2 separate regions of the Homo sapiens genome follow, and region 1 is linked to region 2. The links are chromatin contacts, found by Hi-C or POLR2A ChIA-PET in ENCODE. All regions are on one chromosome and are shown on one strand. Each heading gives the region's core, a stretch centred on a gene start or an enhancer-like site at or near the end of the contact. The rest is flanking DNA. Distances are from core to core; before and after follow the strand shown. Region 1 holds the start of LRCH3 (leucine rich repeats and calponin homology domain containing 3). Region 2 overlaps RUBCN (rubicon autophagy regulator).

Region 1 (5,715 bases), core at 721-3,220, 79 kb after region 2:
ACAGCATTGTAGCATTAGTGTGGAGTATATGAATAGATAATCAGTCATTGTAGTTGAAATCTCCCTAAAAAGTAAAAAAACTGCCCTTAAATAGCTTAATATCTTTCGAAGAATAACAGTTTTAGGAAGCCCAGGATAACAAAAAGCTATATATGCATTGGATAAATGTTATTTGCTGGGGATGACAAATACGTCACCTGCCATTGTGACCCACGCTCATAACATGTATGAGCTCATAACATATGTATGGTTATGTATCATGGAACTTGTTGCTGAAGTAACTAGAATGTATTGAGAGTTTATAGAACAGCTCTCTGGGCAGCTGTTACTAATCAACTTTGGCACTGGGATTAAACATTTTTATACCTTCTAGCATTTAGCAATTCATGCCAATTGAGGTGTCATTGAAGAGTTGGGGCTTGAATGAGAGGATCTCTCCATCCTTATTTTTCTTTTGCTCTCTGACACGAACTTTCTGATCTGTGGCCTTCGTATCCTCCACATGTTACCACTTTAAGTCGTATCTGGATGTGTTCATGCTGATCCATCTTCTAGTCTCACCTTCCAGTTTGTCCTACTTTATAATCCTTCAGGTTTAATTCAAAACCGAATTTATCCATGATATAGCTTTCTTTTCTCTGGACTCATAAGTAAGCCCCATCACTCTTAGCCCTTTTTTGTGGGCCTGTCTGGGTTCCATAATTAGATTGTGATCCTCTAGGAAAGGATTGTACCTGACAGCCTCTTCTATTTCCCATAGTAAAACTAGTTGATTAATTGTTGGTAAAATTTACATCATATAGCAGAAATGGCTTCTTCAGTAAAACAGACTGAAGAATATGCTAGAGACTGGCTGCAATATAAGTGAGGTCTAATTGGTTTTAAATGAAGTATTTTCCACTCTTTCATTTCTTGAGTGGTTTCAATTTAGAGCATCTCTTCGGTTCTACCTTTAATTCCCACATTTAGATTACAGTGAGATCATTTTCTGTTCCTCAATTTTGGTTCCAGACCAACATTTTAGATTTTAATACTACTATAATCTTGCTTTATCCAACAATAAAATCTTGCCAAAAGTACAAGTACTATTGAAGATATTTGTTGTATTTTCATTAAGAAAAGCTATTTTATAAAAGGGATGGATGATATAAAATAATACGTTTTTAATGAGAATTTTGAGCCCAATTAGCACGTTTGTTTGTTTGTTTTCTCTCCAGCAACCATAGTAAGTCCACCAAACCTTGATTTAGATCATCTGGTAATACAATGAAGTTGGGAAACGGTTTAGGTCGTATCTCAGAGGGTCCGCTCCTCTCACCATCCAAGTTTCTGCAGCAGCAGTGTTAAGAAAGATTCCTTGCCGGGCGCGGTAGGTCACGCCTGTAATCCCAGCACTTTGGGAGGCAGAGGCGGGCGGATCACTTGAGGTCAGGAGATCGAGACCATCCTGGCCAACATGGTGAAACCCCGTCTCTACTAAAAATACAAAAATTAACCGGGTGTGGTGGTGCGTGCCTGTAGTCCCAGCTACTCGGGAGCCTGAGGCAGGAGAATAGCTTGAACCCAGGAAGCAGAGGTTGCAGTGAGCCGAGATCGCGCCACTGCACTCCAGCCTGGGCGACAGAGCGAGACTCTGTCTCAAAAAAAAAAAATTCTTAATTTAATGCTTAGTCGACTCCTCCACTACTGAGGGAGCAAGGCGGAGAAGTTTTGATGCGGAGCGTTGCCTGAAAGATGTTTTTGTAGAGGCATTTTAGAAATGCCCCTGGGAGGTTAGAGTAGGGGGCTGCTCTGGATTTGTGAGGTCCGTTTTAACTTCCCTTGAAAAGCGCATCATGTGGGCGGGGGCAAGCGCCTGGCTGCGCCGGGGGGCACCACGGTGCTGCCCATCACGGGAACCGTCCGGGGTCGGTCCGTGAGCCCCTTTCTCCGCCCACCCAGCGGTCCGGCCGCGCATGCGCTGAGCTGGCGGGCCCGAGTGTTGTCGGCTGGGAAATGGCGGCCGCGGGCTTGGTCGCTGTGGCAGCGGCTGCCGAGTACTCTGGCACGGTAGCGTCGGGAGGTAACCTCCCTGGTGTTCACTGCGGCCCAAGCTCCGGGGCAGGCCCTGGTTTTGGCCCGGGCTCGTGGAGCCGCTCTCTCGATCGAGCCCTGGAGGAGGCGGCGGTCACTGGGGTGCTGAGCCTGAGCGGCCGGAAACTGAGGGAGTTTCCCCGGGGAGCGGCCAACCACGACCTGACGGACACCACCCGGGCGGGTGAGCGGGGCGGGGGGCGTCTCTGCCCGTCGGAGACCCGGCGCCGGGAGCCGCCCCGGCCGGGGGAGGCGGATGCGGGGGAGTTACAGCAGCTCGTCCCGTAGGCGCCGGGTCCGGACCCGGGTAACGGGGAGAAGCCGACGGCGCCAGCCCTCCGGGCCTGCGCCAGACCCAGAGCCTGGGGAGAGGCGGCGGGCGGCGGCATCTCTCGGGGAAGGGGGCCGGAGTGATTGATGGATGATTTTTTAGGCTTTCTGAGGAAAATCAGTTTCTGCCACGGCGGAGGTAGACCCTTGCCCCGCCCCGGTTTCTGCAGGCCCTTTCGGATTTGGGGTGCCGAATGGACCTGCTAAGACGGGAACGTTAGCGCGAGCTCTTCACAGATCAGAGTAGCAGGGGTGTCTGGACGAGCTGCATTGTCAGGAAGGGTCGGTCTCAGCCCTGGAGTTTTTTCGAAAGAAGTGTTGGGGAGCGTGTGTTTAAAGTGGACCCGAAAGAAGTGTTGGGGTGTGTGTGTGTTTAAAGTGAACCCGAGAGAAGTGTTGGGGTGTGTGTGTGTTTAAAGTGAACCCCAAAGAAGTGCTGGGGTGTGTGTGAAGTGAACCCGAACGCTGGAACGTCTTTCTTCGCCTCCATCTAGTTGACTTACAAAATAAATACGCTTGTAAAAATAACTAGAGCCCACTTTCCGACTCCCATTAGTTTCCTCTTCCACTCCTCATGTCCTCCAAAAAAAAGTTGAAGCAAACTACTTAGAAAAGATAGTCTAACATATTTGTACTTGCTATTCCTTTTTAAAGCATTACTTCGTGTTATGTATGTTTTCGAACACAGGAAAGAGAATAAGAAAGTAGGTATTATTTGGCTTTCTTAGTTGTGGCGAACAGTGTCTGGTGCCCGAGTTGTTCATCATCATGTTTGCAGTGCCGTCATCACTGCTCACTGCAGCCTCGACCTCCCGGGCTCAGGTGATCCTCCCACCTCAGCCTCCTGAGTAGCTGGGACTACAGGCAGCCGCCACCACGCCCAGCTAATTTTATATATATATATATATATATATATATAAAATATACATATATATATAATATACATATAAATATTATATATAAAATATATATATATTTTTTCGAGACGGTATCTCGCTCTTGTCTCCCAGGCTGGAGTGGAATGACACAATCTCTGCTCATTGCAACCTCTGCCTCCCAGGCTCAGGTGATCCTCCCACCTCAGCCTCCCGAGTAGCTGGGACTACAGGCGCCCGCCACCACACCCGGCTAATTTTTGGATTTTTATTAGAGACGGGATTTCACCATGTTGGCCAGGCAGGTCTCGAACTCCTGACCTCAGGTGATTCGCCCGCCTCGGCCTCCCAAAGTGCTGGGATTACAGGCGTGAGCCACCGCGTCCGGCCAATATTTTGTATTTTTTTGTAGAGACGGGGTTTTGCTATGTTGCCCAGGCTGGTCTCCAACTCCTGGGCTCAAGCTATCCGCCGACCTCGGCCTTACAAAAGGTTGAGATTACAGGCGTGAGCCACTGCGGCTGGCAGTACTTGGTGTCTTATTTTATTTTAAAATCTTAGATTGAGCACATTTTCTATGCTTTGCAGTCATTAAAAATTTATAAGTATTACATATGATTCACTCATTTTGGAAAAATAAACAGAACTGTTAAACTAAAGAAGCGATTCTTTCCAAAGAAACTTTTGCTGTAGTTTAAAATAGAAGAAATTAAATGCCTGCTTATTTAATCTCTTTTTGGAAACAGTTGAACTGAATATTTTTTAGTGATTTAAAGTTTCTTGCTAAGGTAAATATGAGCAGCCACTTTCCTTTTGTGTGTGTTCTGGTAGACGGCATGTAAAATTATCATTCACACCTCAGATTTCCTGCTTCTGTTTAGGAGATGGCTATATGGTATAGTGATTTCATATTGGTGTGAGTCATTTCATTGTTACTACATCAAGCCTGAAGCTAAAGAACAAGTTGATTACAGGAGTCTGTCTAGCTCATTTTCTCACCTGCTTTTCAGTAGGTCTAGGAGCACCGTGTTGAGTCCTTAAATATTTTATTGACTAAGAAAATCCAAGTGCATTTATGAAGAATAATAAGTAATACCAAAGAGGTTTTTCCTTACTGTGCTCTGAGTTTTTAAGTATGGTGTTGCCTACACTTTAATAGTTTTGTATAGAAACCACATTTTTTGTTGGTTGATTTTTCATCTGGTCAAAACGTGTAAAAAGAAAATAAAAAGATTACAAGGTATTTTATAAGCTATTAGACTAGATTCATTTCTAACATGTAGTAATATCACTTATGAAATATAAAAAAAAATCTTTGGCAGACCTTGCTCGTTACCCAGTCTCTGTTTTAAACAGATAATTTAATGCCAATGACATCATTTATTGAGTGTTCACTATTTGTAATTCACCGTGTTAGATATTTTGAAATATACTGCCTTGTTAAATGCACACAATAATTTGTGGATTAAATACTATCCCCACTTTACATGTGAGGGATCACCTAGAGAAAGTCATATGGCTATCACCACTATATAGTATCACTGGTAGGATTTTGGCCCAGGTTATAGCTATCACCACTATATAGTATCACTGGTAGGATTTTGGCCCAGGTTATAGCTATCACCACTATGTAGTATCAGTGGTAGGATTTTGGCCCAGGTTCATCTAACTCTGTTCTTTCCACTGTACCATGCAACCTCTTCATATAGAAATAGGTGTTGCTGTTCCTGTTTTTACAGATGGTGGAAACCAGCATTTAGAGATGTTCACTAATTTGCTCAAAGATCTGTGGCTAAAGGACAGAGGAGACGGTATTAGCCAGGAGTTTAGTCTAGTTTGAGGTGACTCCAAAAGCCATAGTCTGTTTTTATGGCAGGTACTTTGATTAATTTGGAACCAACTTATGGTAGTTATTAGGTATGCTTAGACCTTATAGAAAATTTAAAGCCAAGTAAAATTAGTTGAATGCTAATATATAAAAGTTGCCTTGCATACTGTTTTTTCATAATGTGTAGCATGTACATGGTAGAGCTGTTGTCCTTCAAATTCGTATCCTAGGGAACAGCATATATTGCCCATATTTATAATTAGACATGATTTTGAACTTATTGGGAACGTTTTCTTGGGACTTTCTGTGCTGTTTATTTTGAAAGGTTAATCTGGCTGGGCCTGGTGGCTCTCGCCTATAATCCCAGCACTTTGGGAGGCCAGGGCGGGCAGATCACCTGAGATCGGAAGTTCCAGACCAGCTTGGCTAACATGGTGAAACCCGGTCTCAACTAAAAATACAAAAATTAGCCAGGTGTAATGGCGGGTGCCTGTAATCCCAACTACTTGAGAGGGTGAGGCACGAGACTCGCTTGAACCCAGGAGGCGGAGGTTGCAGTGAGCTGAGATTGTGCCACTGCACTCCAGCCTGGGTGACAGAGTAAGTGCT
Region 2 (6,204 bases), core at 548-3,047:
CCATTACAAAGGACTAATTTCCTCAATAAATAAAGAATATCTATAAATCAGTAGGAAAAGACTAAATCTACTGAAAATAGGAATAAAATAGGAAAAAGTTCACAGGGAAAAAAATTCAATGACACTTATAATATCTTTTCATGCTAAGAGAAGTGTAATCTTTTACTTTTTTTTTTTTGAGATGGAGTCTTGCTCTGTCGCCCAGGCTGGAATGCAGTTGTGTGATCTTGGCTCACTGCAAACTCTGCCTCCTGCCTCCTGGGTTCAAGTGATTCTCCTGCCTCAGCCTCCCAAGCAGCTGGGACTACAGGCACATGCCACTAAGCCCAGCTAATTTTTGTATTGTTAGTAGAGACAGGGTTTCACCATATTGGCCAGGCTGGTCTCAAACTCCTGACCTCGTGATCCACCTGCCTTGGCCTCCCAAAGTACTGGGATTACAGGCGTGAGCCACCACGCCTGGCCTCTGGTGAGGATATTTATATACATAACTTCCTGGAGAGTAATTTAGCAATAGCTATCAAAATATCAAATGCACATGCCCTTTAAGAATTCTAGGAATTTATCCTACGGTAAAGGGCAAAATTATTTATACACAAGCACTGTTACTAATAGCAAATGATTGGAAACAATCTAAATATCCATTCACCAGGGGACTGGCTAAATAAGTGATGGTACATACGTACAATGGAATATTATAAAATGACAGCTGTAAGAAAGAATGAAGAAGCTCTCTATGTAATGATTTCGGATGAATTACAAAACATATTAAGTGAAAAAGGCAAGATACAGAATAGTTACTACAGTATGCTATTATTTATATTTAAAAACTTGCAGGTATAGCAAAGAAAATCATTGGTAATTGCTTTTATAAGCATAAAAATTCTCTGGAAGGGCTGGGCATGGTGGCTCATGCCTGTAATCCCAGCACCTTGGGAGCCAAGCTGGGAGGCTGCCTGAGGCCAGGAGCTTGAGACCAGCCTGGGCAACATAGTGAGACCCTGTCTTTAAAAAAAATTTTTAATTAAAAAAAAAAATTCTCTGTAAGGAAACTAGTAAATGGTAGTTTTTTATGTGATCAGAAGGGAGCAAGACTTTTCACTGTATAGTTTTATACTTTTTTGATTATCTAGCTACGTAAAATACAGTGTTCAAAAATTAAATATTTTTCAAGTTATAGAGTGATATATATAGTACAACCTTAATGTTTTTTTTAAAACACATAAATACATAGAAAAAAGCAGAAAATATACCTCAATGTTAGAGTGGTGACTATCGCTTGGTGTTGGGATTATGGGTGATATTTACTTTCTTCTAAAGTCTTTTAGGTATTTTCTGAATTTTCAACAAAGAAAATATATTACCTACATTACATATTCAGAAAAAAACCACAGAGGTCTTTTTTTCATTATTGATTTTTTTTTAATTGGACCATCTATGCTGCCAAGAACTAGTTTCTTCTTGATTGTGGCAAAAGGAGGAATCCTTTCACTTCTCCTATTCAGCTGAGCAATCTCAGGGGCTAAATGTCTCCACATTTCTAAGCAACAGAAAAGAGGCTATCAAATATGCCTTGCCTTCTGGAAGGACTAAAAAGGTAGCCCAGATGCAGCTGTCAAGAAAAATGAGATCCCTCTAAGAATACGATCATGATGTTACAGCTTTCCTAAGGCCCTGAGTGAATTTTTAAAAATACAATTCACATTCCATAACGCATCCTCCTGAGAGCCCAGAGGGGACATGAGCAGCATGAATCACTGTATCAGCCCCTCCTCCTGACGAGGGCACAACACCCAGAATAGCTCGGTGATGACGCAGCAGCCTGAAACCTTTGAAAGCCCTCATCTTTCAGAGGGAGGAAATGAAAGCGAAAAACAAGTTCTTGACGCAGACTTTAATTCTCAGATCTTTACCAGGCAGAACAGAGCAGCAAGGAAACCGGCACGGATCTTTTGATTCTTCCCACTAGAGCCTGCAGTTGCTAAATGTGTGTGTGTCCATATGACAAATCTGCCTGATTAGCTCTGCTTCTGATTACTAACACTACTGGGGTTCTCAGGATAGGAGGCATGTAAAAAAGGAGAGAGAAAAGATAAAATAAAAACAAATAAAAAAATTAAAAATACTACTGCTATTTTGCAGATGATCATATGCTTTGATATTTTTCATTCTGATGACCAGATACTTTCACAGATATTATCACTTTTTTTTTTTTTCTGAGATGGAGTTTCGCTCTTGTCACCCAGGCTGGAGTGCAATGGTGCAATCTCAGCTCACTGCAACCTCCACCTCCCAGGTTCAAGCGATTCTCCTGCCTCAGCCTCCCGAGTAGCTGGGATTACAGGCATGCACCACCACGCCCGGCTAATTTTGTATTTTCAGTAGAGATGGGGTTTCACCATGTTGGTCAGGCTGGTCGTAAACTTCTGACCTCAGGTGATCTGCCCGCCTCAGTCTCCCAAAGCGCTGGGATTACAGGCATGAGCCACTGTGCCTAGCCAGATATTATCACTCTTAATAACTATAACAAGATATGTGAATAGTGTTTTGCATTTATCAAGCAGCTTTCATTTGAGATTCTCATTGATTTGACTTCCATTTCTCTTTCAGGCACAGATAGTGAAACTGTCTTGTAATATGGTTAAGTGATTACTCTAGATGACAGTTTAATATTAGTAACAGGGCCAAGAGAAGAACCCATTTGCTATTAGGACACAAGTACCTGACCCATTGAGTGGCAGTGCCACTCATCTGGTAGCTATTTTGGTCAGCAGCCTGGGAAACTTGCACTGAGTTTCTGTAAAACACACTGGCAGGATTCCCAAGTTTCTGACTTGGGAGACTGAGCAGGTCAATGCCACAAATAGGAAGAAGGGCAATCTCATGAGAGAACATAAGTTTAGTTTTGGTAATGTTGTGCTCGGGCCTGAAAGACAGCCAGACAGTAAGGTACAGGAGACAGCTAATCTTCTGGATTTAGAGTTCAGCAGAGAGGTGAACCTGCTGAACCCTGAGGTGGGGGTCATCAATGGGTGAGTGATCGTGCAATGTGAGCAGATGAAACTGCTTCAGGAAAATACACAGAGTAAGAAGAGAGAAGGGCATACGGCAGAACTGCATTAAAAAAAATTCCAGGCCAGGCACGGTGGCTCATGCCTGTAATCCCAGCACTTTGGGAGGCTGAGGTGGGCGAATCATGAGCTCAGGAGTTCAAGACCATCCTGGCTAACACGGTGAAACCCTGTCTCTACTAAAAATACAAAAAAAAATTAGCCGGGCGTGGTGGCGGGCGCTGTAGTCCCAGCTACTCGGGAGGCTGAGGCAGGAGAATGGCGTAAACCCGGGAGGCAGAGCTTGCAGTGAGCTGAGATCACGCCACTGCACTCCAGCCTGGGCGACAGAGCGAGACTCTGTATCAAAAAAAAAAGAGAATACAAAGACAAAAGAGTTATATAATTTGCCCAGCACCACTCAGTTAATGGTGAAGCTGAGATTAAAATGTGAGCAGTCTGATTCAAAAGTCCGTAATTTTAACTGCTACGTCACTTTATTTCCCATGGATGTGAGCAATGAGTCTAGATTCTGATCTAGGTTCTAACTGACTCCAAAGACTTTTGTCAGTCTATGATACAATGTTGCCTCCTCAGTCCTAGGATGGTGCTTTTTGCTGTTTTGGGTTTGCTTTTTTTGTTGAGACAGGGTCTCCCTCTAGGCTGCAGTGGCACAATCATAGCTCACTGGAGCCTCAACCTCCCAGGCTTAAGCAATCTTCCCAGCTCAGCCTCCGGAGTAGCTGAGTCTACAGGCATGCACCACCATGGCTGGCTAAGTTTTTAAATTTTTTACAGAGATAGGGATCTTGCTGTGTTGCCCAGGCTGGTCTTGTATTCCTGGCCTCAAATTTCTAGTGATCTTCCTGCCTCAACTTCCCGAAGTGCTAGAATTATAGGCATGAACCACCACGCGCAGCCAAGTATACACACTTTAATACCAATTAGTTGATTAGCTCTTTTCCAATGTGATTACTGGCTGAGAATAAATTCTGATAAAAAAGCAAGATGAGCTTAGAGTTCCAGGTAGTTATACGAGGCCCTGACAGGGGATGACATGAGCGAGAACACACAATTATGCCTGTATTTGTGAGGTCTGATTTTTTTTTTAAATAGGAGGATACTAAACCCCAGTGACTCACTTGACAACTTTATCCAGAACCAAAATGTATTTAAAACACTGCAAATGGAGTAACTGCCAAAGAGAAAGCAGAAACCTTTAAGAATTATTGGATTCTACTCATTTCAAAACTCAAAGCTGATTATAGAGTTTTTGAGGATATAAAGAAAAAGAAACTCGGCTAGGCGCAGTGGCTCACGCCTGTCATCCCAGCACTTTGGGAGGTCGAGGCAGGCGGATCATCTGAGGTCAGGAGTTCGAGACCAGCCTGACCAACATGGAGAAACCCTATCTCTACTAAAAACACAAAACTGGCTGGGCGTGGTGGTGCATGACTGTAATCCCAGCTACTCGGGAGGCTGAGGCAGGAGAATCGCTTGAACCCGGGAGGCAGAGGCTGTGGTGAGCCGAGATCGTGCCACTGCAACACAGCCTGGGCAACAAGAGCGAAACTCTATCTTGAAAAAAAAAAAAAAAGAAAAAGAAAAAGAAACTCAACATTAATAAAGTTTATATTTTAAAAATTTAAGCTACAATCAAACTACCATTCATAAGCGTCAACAAGGTATCTATAAAGTAAAACTCAAAGGGTATTCTAAATATGACAATATTTTATAAATAGTTCTCGGATTGTCCTAGGATGCTAGGAGGAAAATTTAATGAGTCATTGTGTCCTCCTCCTCTTCCTCCTCATCATAGCACATACTAGGAGAGCTCTTCCTATTCTCTTAATGCTTTACATACCACACCAACCCTAGAGGTAGACAGATGCTACCTCATTTCACTGGTGAGGAAACTAAGGCACAAAGAGGTTAAGTATTTTGCCCAAGGTTACACAGCTAACACATGAAGGAGCTGAAAACTGAATCCAGGCAGTCTGGCTCTACCCTGAGCCACAGTACCTATTAACTACTCGTGTCGTAGCTAACATGAGTTAACTACTAACTCTTCTTTTCCCTAGTCACTTTTATGCCTGCTAGTTTTCACAGATACTTTGAGGATAAAGTCTCACTATCCTTACAAAGAAAGCACATTAATTCTTTCTTCCCATTATTAATTTGAAGTAAAGATAGTAATAACAAAAGTCTAAATTTAGGGAACAAGATGAAAATTCTAATTCAAAAAGAATCACAGGAAGAGCTGATTATTTTGTCTCAGGAAAGAGACGTTGATTCTAATTACACGAATCTTATCAAGCCTAAGCAATTAATTATCACTAGAACACACTGGCTTCTAGACAAAAGGATTTCCCACAGGGAAGTACTTTTAATGTCACTGAGCACATGGAGTTTCATCTTTTCATTCTTTTGTTGTTGTGAGATACAGTCTCACCCTGTCGCTCAGGCTGGAGCGCGGTGGCACGGTCTCAGCTCACTGCAGCCTCCGCCTCCCAGGTTCAAGTGATTCTCCTGCCTCAGCCACCTGAGTAGCTGGGATTACAGGTGCGCGCCACCACGCCCGGCTAATTTTTGTAATTTTAGTAGATACAGAGTTTCACCATGTTGGCCAGGCTGGTCTTAAACTGATCTCAAGTGATCTGCCCCACTTGGTCTACCAAAGTGCTGGGATTACAGGCGTGAGCCACTGTGCCTGGCCACCTTCTCATTCTGTAGAAACATTTCATGCATGAAAGTCAGAAATAAGTGAACATATTTTTGCCTTGGCTGTTTTTCTTCCTTTATCCTACCTACTTCTGAAAAAAACCAGCATGGTTTTAAAACCAAAACTAAGATTCAGAAGGAAAAGCTTCCTGGCTGTGGTTGGCTAAGACTGGTCCTCCAAGATGTCTACATTCTAATTCCTAGAACCTGGGAATGTTGCCTTTTATGACAAAAGTGACTTTGCAGGTGTGATTAAATTAAGGATTTTGAGATGGGGCGATTATACTGGATTGTCCATGTGGGCCCAGTATAATTGTAAGAGTCCTTAAGAGGGAGGTAGGAATGGTCATAAGGAGGGGGGTAGGCAGGAATGGTCCATAAGGAGAGAAAGGGATGTGAAAGCAGAGAGGGCTGGGCACGGTGGCTCATGTCT

What was found. Hi-C counts contacts between places; a loop is a spot of excess contacts on that map. ChIA-PET counts read pairs that join two places held with the same protein, here RNA polymerase II (POLR2A). Pooled maps may share reads with other maps.
Region 1: a loop to region 2 is called in a map of natural killer cell, with 13 times the contacts of the local background. The contact joins the promoter of LRCH3 here to the enhancer-like site in region 2. A Hi-C loop is called at or near these places in 16 of 168 maps with a recorded cell type or tissue (B cell, CD4-positive, alpha-beta T cell, CD4-positive, alpha-beta memory T cell and 11 more), 34 of 37 single-sample maps with no recorded cell type and 31 of 50 pooled maps. POLR2A ChIA-PET finds 5 or more read pairs at or near these places in 20 of 52 experiments (CD4-positive, alpha-beta T cell, CD4-positive, alpha-beta memory T cell, CD8-positive, alpha-beta T cell and 15 more).

What each region holds. Positions count from the first base shown.
Region 1 is chr3:197,789,284-197,794,998 of GRCh38, forward strand. LRCH3 (leucine rich repeats and calponin homology domain containing 3) reads left to right here and starts at 1,971. Exons shown (of 21, transcript NM_001365715.1): 1 at 1,971-2,257. The coding sequence starts at 1,996. RefSeq lists enhancers at 1,631-2,345, 1,959-2,158, 4,799-4,878 and a silencer at 2,199-2,468.
Region 2 is chr3:197,710,659-197,716,862 of GRCh38, forward strand. All of the region lies in intron 2 of RUBCN (rubicon autophagy regulator), which reads right to left. Among named protein-coding and RNA genes, the nearest start is that of RUBCN, 23 kb to the right of the region's middle. RefSeq lists enhancers at 1,339-1,959, 1,680-1,974, 1,683-2,052. Within about 2 kb of position 1,798, at least 39 of the 41 ENCODE cell types and tissues checked have a DNase peak (open chromatin) inside an H3K27ac peak, as active enhancers do; they include B cell, CD4-positive, alpha-beta T cell, CD8-positive, alpha-beta T cell and 8 more, where a contact is called at or near this core.